Linked DNA regions of Homo sapiens: region 2 is linked to region 1. A link is an interaction called in ENCODE POLR2A ChIA-PET data of the cell type or tissue named here. Cell type or tissue: A673. All regions are shown on one strand. Links, peaks and the distances in the headings refer to the core of each region. The heading gives the core; the rest is flanking DNA. Region 1 overlaps AGFG2 (ArfGAP with FG repeats 2). Region 2 has its middle 28 kb from the start of PVRIG.

Region 1 (4,386 bases), core at 225-4,224:
CTCCTTTGCTAAACTTCTCTCTGGGTTCTGATCAACCTCACTTGTGGGTTGTAAGGATGAACTTGACTTTGGTCTAAGTAAAAGTCATCGTGGCTCTTGGGATAATGATTGAGAACCCAAACAGTAATGTGTCATAAACTGAGATGGACTGAAATGAAGCAAGAGGATAGAGACTCGAGAGTGGGTGAAGAACTCTGGGGAGAGATTGAGCAACGTTTAGGAGTATGTATAGGGGTCGGGCTCGGTGGCTCAGTATGTATAGGAGGCCAAGGTGAGCAGATCACTTGAGGTCAGGAGTTTCGAGACCAGCCTGGCCAACATGGCGAAATCTCATCTCTTACTAAAAATACAAAAATTAGCCAGGCATGGTGGCAGGTGCCTGTAATCCCAGCTACTTAGGAGGCTGAGGCAAGAGAATTGCTTGAACCCAAGAGGTGGAGGTTGCAATGAGCCGAGATCGCACCACTGCACTCTCCAGTCTGGGTCGCAGAGCGAGACTCTGTCTCACAAAAAAAAAAAAAAAAGGAGTATGTATAGGGTAAAGTAGAAAGAGAAAGAGCTGATTCCTGAAGATCCTGCTATGAGAAGCAGAAGGATGAAACTGATGGATAAAATTGAGTAACTGGGAAGTGCTGACATTGTTATCATTATTTTGTAGATCTTTGTTAAAGTGTCCCACAGATAACATTTCCCTTATAATACCCCTCAATCAGGACACAAAGAAAGCTAAGGTATCTGGGACACGTTAAAAACCTGGTTTCTTTTTTCTTTTTTTGAGATGGAGTCTCACTCTGTTGCTTAGGCTGGAGTGCAATGGCGCGATCTCGGCTCATTGCAACCCCTGCCTCCTGGGTTTAAGCAATTCTCTTGCCTCAGCCTCCTGAGTAGCTGAGACTACAGGCACGCGCTACCACATCTGGCTAATGTTTGTATTTTTAGTAGAGACGGGGTTTTGCCATGTTGGTCAGGCTGGTCTCGAACTCCTGATCTCAAGTGATCCGCCCGCCTCGCCTCCCAAAGTGCTGGGATTACAGGCGTGAGCCACGGCACCCAGCCTGCTTAGCTTTTTGGTAAAGCATTATGAGACTAAACCAGGGAGTGATTCTCACAGAGGAGGATTTAGAGAGCATATTTTGGTGTTTGGGAAATGAGAAGCTAGACCAACCCTTTGTTAGTAGGAAATGAGAGTGAAATGAAAGATCAAGAGGTTAGGCCAGTAAATGAAGCTGAATTGAAGGTATGTTGAGAGTGAGAAATTTCAGGAGAAACTCTGCAAGAAAGCTGGAGTTTCCCTATAATTAGCATGACAAGGGCAAGGCATATAATCCTTGTAAAGGGGTCTTAACACAGTATTACCTGTGTCCCTTTGATATGCTGTGGGAAGGAGTGGGAGCTGGCAGGTGGGCTGTAAGGCAGAATGTGAGGCAGGGGATGCTTATTTCTGGAGGCATGGCTCCATGGTGGCACGGAGACCAATTAGCATCTTAAATCCCCATGATTGATTACCTGTAGATTAGGGTTTGGTGTTGGTGGGAAGTGAAAATTGTGGTCGGCTGACAGCCTGCATGTTTATTCATTCGGTCAGTCAACACGAACTTATTCAGTGCCTATCAAGCGCCAGACACTGTTTTAGGTACTGGAGATACAGTAGTGATAAGTTCCCATTTTCACGGAGCTGACATCCTAGTGGAAGCCATGGACTATAAAGAAATCGTTCTGTATTGCTAAAAGCTATGAAGTAAAATGAAGCTCTGTGGGTTAGAGTGATACCAAACTGAGGTATGATGCAAAGAGAAGAAATATTATTATTAATTTTTTTTTTTGAGATGGAGTCTCGCTCTGTCGCCCAGGCTGGAGTGCAGTGGTCCGATCTTGGCTCACTGCAACCTCCACCTCCTGGTTTCAAGCGATTCTCCTGCCTCAGCCTCCCCAGGTAGCTGGGATTACATGTGCACACCACCACGCCCAGCTAATTTTTGTATTTTTAGTAGAGACGGGGTTTCACCATGTTGGCCAGGCTGGTCTCAAACTCCTGACCTCAGGTGATCCACCTGCCTTGGCCTCCCAAAGTGCTGGGATTACAGGCGTGAGCCACTGTGCCTGGCCTCGAGAAGAAATATTCTTTGTTAAAATGAAGAGGATATTGAGGGAAGAAATTGAAATACCACATTAGCACCGTAGCCACAGAAAGGAGACAGCAGGATGACATTATTTTAAAGGCCAGTTTTCTGTTCAGTGGGTTACAAATATGTCTCCTTCATAAGGGGATAGAGTCGTCTGGGGGCAGTGAGCAAAATTACTAGAATTCCCAGCTGGTTGGATTGGCCGATGTAGCAAAGTTGATGGTTCCAGCCAAAGTTGAATTTCCTAAGATCTGAAGAAAAACACACATTTTAATATTGGTGGGTGGGTATGACTCTGCCTGCATCCCTGCATGTATGAACTCATTCTTGTTCTCTCTTTTTTAATGAGAAATATTTTCTCAGCTGTAGCAAAAACCTACAGCGTTGGTGTGAGGGGTTGAGAGAAAGGCTGCTAGTTTCTGCTGTTCCTAAATTTACATACATACTGCCACAATTGTAGGTCCCACACCTGACCTAGTTTTATTCATTTGGTTTTCTTCCAGTACCTAATTTCCTTAACCTAGATGTGGATCTGTTTAATTTCCCCAACATACACATATGCTTGTTTGTTTAGTTACATTTCTAATTCTTGGAGGATGAATCTGTCATTTGAATCTTAAGACGTGGTAAAAATTGCTGCTAAAAAGCATCTATTTGCAAAGCAGTGCTTTAAATGTTCTTTCTTGTTCTGGTTTGCCTGAATGCGTCTGTGAATGAACCACTGTTCCTCAGAAAGAAAATGGATGTTGAGGCCTGAGATCTCATTGACACAAGGATGGACGCTAACTTTGACACCCAGTTTTTTCAGCAAAGTATGACATATTTCCTTGATGTGGCTGTTTGGGTCCATCTTCAATCCATCGTTCTTCAGGTGTTTGTAATAGACACTTATCTCTTCTATTTCTGCCCAACTTTACTGTGATCACAGGAGTCAGAATTAAGGTGGGCAGAGCTCTGGGCTGGGTGTCAAGAATGCACTTGACAGCTCTTTATTTGTGACAAGTTCCTGCCCTCCTTGTGCCTTACTTTCCCTGTCGGGCTTGCTGGTGGTTCTTAGTTGAAGCATTTTAATCTCCATGGGAGGAAAGGTACAGTATGTTCTTCAATAATTCAGTACTTTTCCATCTGTCTGGGTTGGAGAGGTACACATGTACCTTGCCCCTGTTTTAGTCCCATCCCTCCATCCCCTCCTCTGTCACCTTTCATGTTGACCTCTGCTGGGCAGAGGTGGACAGAGTCTCTCACTAAATTACAGATGTAGGTGCTGTTTCATAAGGGGTGCATGAACCACTTGAAAAGCCCCGAAGGAAGTGATAAATTACTAAAGGGATGAGAAAAAGCTCGACGTGGGGTGGTGGGCGGGGGGGTGGGGATGAGAGAGGTGAGGGCAGAGGGAGACATGTAAAAAAGATTGAGGTTGAGCCTAAAGGGAAGGGCGGCTGGATGCTATCAGGAGTCTACCTGGCTCTAATCAACAGGACAGCTGTTTATCATTGCTGCTGAGGAGGAACAAAGGAAATGGGTTGAAGCAGAATTTAGATCAGGAAGAGGGTTCCTAAAATTAGTGAAATTGACCCTGGAGCAGGGTAATAGGAGAGCCTTCCTCTTAGGGACTATTAAAAGTTCCTAACAGGGACTCTTCATGGTGATGTTTGCATCCAAGATAAGAGCTAAACTGGTTTAGTTGTATCCTGTTCAGAAGCAGAGGAGTGAAATCCCAGAGCAAAGAAACACGATCTGGGGTGTATGAATCTGAACACAATTGTTCAAAGGCAAGGATTTCCCAAGTCCAAATTTGGCACAAATGAAAAAGAACTTGGGTGCTGGGTGGAACTGGTTTTTTTCCATTGTTGACCTGGCAGAACTTTCTTATCTGAGCAGCTGAGCAGGTTTGATGCTTTTATGAAGCAAGATAGAAGCAAAAATATGGGCCAGCATGAGGGTGATGATCACAGAAAAACAAAAGGTGTGGTATTTGTGGAAATAGTACTATGCCTAATGGAATCAGAGAGGAGACGGGAGGGAGGGAAAGAGAGAGGACTGGGCAGTTGTTAGCAGCTACACATACAAGTGGCTTCAGCTGCCAAATAATTCAGAATACTTCATATGCCCTTTAGGTGCCCTGTGAAAAAGAAACTGAAGTGGATAAAGACAACCTGACTGGCTGGAGGCTTGAGTCCTAGTAATAATGTACTTTCCATTGGAAAAACTTACTCTATTCTGAGAAAATAAATTGATCTCTGTTCCTCCCCAGCACTTCCTG
Region 2 (4,386 bases), core at 173-4,172, 300 kb before region 1:
CTCCTGGGCTCAAGTGATCCTCCCAACTCAGCCTCCCAAGTTGCTGCAACTACAGGTACACACCACCATGCCTGGCTAATTTTTTTTTTTTTTTGAGACGCAGTCTTGCTCTGTTGCCCAGGCTGGAGCGCAGTGGCATGATCTCGGCTCACTGCAAGCTCTGCCTCCCAGGTTCACGCCATTCTCCTGCCTCAGCCTCCCAAGTAGCTGTGACTACAGGTGCCTGCCACCATGCCTGGCTAATTTTTTTGTATTTTTAGTAGAGACAGGGTTTCACCGTGTTAGCCAGGATGGTCTCAATCTCCTGACCTCATGATCCGCCCGCCTCGGTCTCCCAAAGTGCTGGGATTACAAGCGTGAGCCACCGTGCCCGGCCTTTTTTTTTTTTCATTTTTTTGTAAAGACAGGGTCTCACTATATTGCTCAAACTGGTCTCGAACTCCTGGCCTCGAGTGATCCTCCCGCCTCAGCCTCCCAAAGTGCTGGGGTTACATGTGAGCCACTGTGTCAGCCACTGTGTCTGGCCTGTCCACCCATCTGATCCCTTCTCTCTGGCCTCAGGAAAACAGCACTCTGGCAAACTCCTTCCTCCTTTCATGACTCTCCCAAGCACCTCCCTGAGCTGTCGGTTTCATACTTGGCTTCTTAGTCTTAGCAATAAATAGGATCAAGTTTCTTCTGTCCTAAAAAAAAAGTCTTCCTTCATCCCCATCTCCTCCTGAGGCCACCTCCTTACCCCGACCACCTGCCATTGGGCCACGTCCTCAAGCCCTCCAGGGCATCCCGCTCCGTTCATCAGTGACCTCCCTGAGCCCAGCCCGATGACGTCTTCCCTTGTGCCTCCCTGCCCATGACCTGTTGCCTGGACCCACATGGCTGGCCAAGGCCTCCCTGGAATCTGCAATCTCCCGCACGGTCTCCTCTGACGTCTTGGACACTGACAGTCCTCTGCTTCCTGTGGTGGCTGCTCTTCTCCTCCCCAGCGTAGGCAGCTCTCAAGGGGTCGTCTCTCATCTCCTATTACACCCTCTCCCCAGATGCTCACTCCTGGGCTTCCAACCACCATGGTCCAGGCTCTCCCTGCAGACTTGCACTTCTCTCCCTGCACCCTGGCTTCAACCACCTTGGTTGATTCTTTTTTTTTTTTTTCTTGGAGACGGAGTCTTGCTTTGTTGCCTAGGCTGGAGTGCAGTGACGCAATCTCGGCTCACCGCAACCTCTGCCTACCGGGTTCAAGCAATTCTCCTGCCTCCGCCTCCCAAGTAGCTGGGATTACAGGCGCCTGCCACCATGCCCAGCTAATTTTTGTATTTTTTAGTAGAGATGGGGTTTCACTATGTTAACCAGGCTGGTCTCGAACTCCTGATCTCAAGTGATCCAACCGCCTCAGCCCCCCAAAATGCTGGGATTACAGGCATGAACCACCACACCCGGGCGGTTGATTCATTTGTCCCATCAACTCTCTGACATAGCTGTTGCTGCCCATTTGACAGATGAGGCAACTGAGGCTTAGAGAGGCTGAGCCACCACCTTACAGATGACCCAGGTCGCAGCTGGTCCCCTCACGCTGCCAGAGTTGTTGACATGTGCCCTCAGCCTGGTGGGGTGAAAGAGAATTGCACACCAGCCACTGACTCTCAAAATCCATTGTTCCCCCCACCACCCAACCCCGGCCTTGGCCTGGAGCCAAGCACCAGGGCAGAGCTGAGGCCCAGGGTGGTCCCCGATCTGGGCCGAGAAGCTGAGTAGCTGAGTCATCTCTGAGAAGAACACTCCCATCTTCAATTGCTGCTGCTGCCTGTTGTGGATGGCCCGGCTGACACAGGTAACTTGATCTGTTTACTCTGGGATTCCTAAGCCCGCAGAGTCAGGCCCTCACACGGGGCCTCTCCCTGGGCATCCTGGGCGAGGAGCCCTGGCCCAGCCAGAGCCCTGTTCCAGCAACAGACCTGAAACCCCAAGGCAGAGGGGGAAGGAGGGTGCAGCAGGGGAGAGACACTTCCAGGTAAACTTGCCTGGCAAAACCTTTTCTGAGATGTCTGATTTATGAACCAGCTAAAGTAGCAGAGAAAAGAGAATTACAAGTGTTTTTTTTTTTTTTAAATCTGTGGCACAGTTTACCACCAGTTCACCAGCAAATAAGAAAGGGGGGTGCCAGGCATGGTGGCTCACACCTGCAATCCCAGCACTTTGGGAGGCAGAGGCGGGTGGATCACTTGAGACCAGGAGTTCGAGACCAGCCTGGGCAACATGGTGAAACCCTGTCTCTACTAAAAATACCAAAATTAGCTGGGCGTGGTGGCAGGTGCCTGTAATCTCAGCTACTCCGGAGACTGAAGCAGGAGAATCGCTTGACCCCAGGAGGCAGAGGTTGCAGTGAGCTGAGATCATGCCACTGCACTCCAGCCTGGGTGACACAGCGAGACTCTGTCTTAAAAAAAAATCTTTTCGTGTAGAGACAGGGTCTAACTATGTTGCTGAGGCTGGTCTTGAATTCCTGGCCTCAAGCCATCCTCCCACCTTTGCCTCCCGAAGGGTTAGGATTACAGGATTGAGCCACCATACAGGGACCTATAGTCCCTTGATTAGCATCTTAAGGGGAAAGAATTTTAGCATGGAATAGATCATCTTTAAACAAAAACCCAGGATCAGAGAAGGGACGGGATCTGCCAGAGGTCACACCTTGCACGAGCCAGGACCAGAACTGGGAAGACCTTTCACCTCCAGCAGTGACCCATCCCCCTGACCCCCACCCAGACTCTTCCTGGTGTCCACCTGCTGTGTGCCACTCGATTCACCAAGCCCTCTTTGACTGACCCCTTGGGGACCTCAAATCCAGCCTTTTTCATCCCTGCTGTCATCTCACAAGCCTCTTCCTGGGTCTCCTGAGACCCTGTCCATCCACGCTGTACAGTACAGGCAAAGGCACTTCTCAAAGCACAAATGTGATGACCTCGCTCCTTGGGTCAAGCACCTCCCGTGGCTCCCACTGTCTCCATGATAACACCAAGGGCCCCAGGATGGCTTCCAGCTCCGTGACTTGGGCTGTTTCTGTCCAGCCCCCATGGGGCCACTGCTGGGCGCCTCCTCGTTCGTTAGTGTGCCGTATCCTCCCCCGGGACCCTCATTCCACTCCCCAGCCTTCAGGTCTCAGGGTGGACACCTTCACGAACCATGCTCCACTACGTCCCCTCCTCAACACTACCCACACCTCCCCTCCAACCGTCAGTGCCTACTTAGGGAGGTGTCTGGCCATTAGATCACTGCTGAAGTTTACCAACTCCACCCTGGCCTGGGCTGCTGAGTGGGCAGAGACCAAGGAGGCTTTGTCACTGCTACCCCAGCTCCCAGTTCTGGGCGAGGCTTGTAGTATTTGCTGATTGACTCTGCACCTGTCTTGGGTGCCAGAGGCCGCTCCTGGCCTGGGGTGGGGTGGGTGGGGGCACTGGGAGCTGGACAGGAGGGTTGTGCACCAGGCAGACAGAGCATCCCCTGCTCACTATGGAACCTTGGCCCACTCCTTGTCCTGGCTTCAGTTTCTCCAGCTGTACAGTGAGATGACTGGCGTGGGCAATCCCTGCAGTCCCTCCAGGGGTCACGGTCCCATGCTTCCCTCATATCCAATTATGGAGAATGTGATAAAGGCCACTGTGTCTCCCACCACCAGGCAGGCAGGGCATCTTCATGGGCTGAGGACCTACAGATGCTCACACCTTCCAGCTCACCCAACTATAGTGTGGCTGGTGGTTAGGTGCATGGGGATTTTCTTTTCCTTTTTTTTTTTTTTTCCCAGACAGGTTCGTGCTCTGTCACCCAGGCTGGAATGCAACGGCACCAATCACAGTTCACTGCAGCCTCTAACTCCTGGGCTTACGTGATCCTCCTGCCCGAGTAGCTGGGACTATAGGTGCGTGACACCACACTCAACTAATTTCTTATTTTATTATTTATTTCTGAGACTGGGTCTCACTCTGTCACCCAGGCTGGAGTACGGTGGCACGATCTCAGCTCCCCACAACCTCTGCCTCCCGCATTCAAGTGATTCTCCTGCCTCAGCCTCCCGAGTAGCTGGGATTACAAGCACTCACCACCATGCCTGGCTAATTTTTGTACTTTTAGTAGAGACGGGATTTCACCACGTTGGCCAGGCTGGTCTCAAACTCCTGACCTCAAGCAATCCACCCGCCTTGGCCTCCCAAAGTGCTAGGATTATGGGTGTGAGCCACCGCACCCAGCCTAATTTTTTATTTTTTGTAGAGACAGGGTCTCACTATGTTGCACAAGCTGGTCTTGAACTCCTGGCTCAAGAGATCTTCCTGCCTCGGACTTCCAAATTGCTGGGATTGCAGGTATAAGCCACTGCACCTAGTCAAAACATGTTTATTT

The links. ChIA-PET counts read pairs that join two places held together with the same protein. Peaks named below come from ENCODE experiments on the same cell type or tissue, not always from the same donor. Only the 100,000 strongest peaks of a DNase experiment are listed, where the experiment ranks them.
Region 2: POLR2A ChIA-PET joins it to region 1 with 9 read pairs; 2 of 35 experiments call an interaction of 5 or more read pairs at or near these places.

The regions. Positions count from the first base shown.
Region 1 is chr7:100,541,259-100,545,644 of GRCh38, forward strand. The region is part of intron 1 of AGFG2 (ArfGAP with FG repeats 2); the gene reads left to right. It overlaps LOC124901708 (a long non-coding RNA gene), which reads right to left. Exons shown (of 2, transcript XR_007060453.1): 2 at 2,209-2,374. Among named protein-coding and RNA genes, the nearest start is that of AGFG2, 4.2 kb to the left of the region's middle. RefSeq lists a silencer at 860-949. In A673, for the core only: no CTCF peak of the experiment used is centred there; no DNase peak of the experiment used is centred there; H3K27ac peaks cover 41 bases.
Region 2 is chr7:100,245,726-100,250,111 of GRCh38, forward strand. It overlaps the pseudogene CASTOR3P. Among named protein-coding and RNA genes, the nearest start is that of PVRIG, 28 kb to the left of the region's middle. RefSeq lists enhancers at 1,041-1,838, 2,637-3,433. In A673, for the core only: no CTCF peak of the experiment used is centred there; a DNase peak (open chromatin) is centred at 1,736.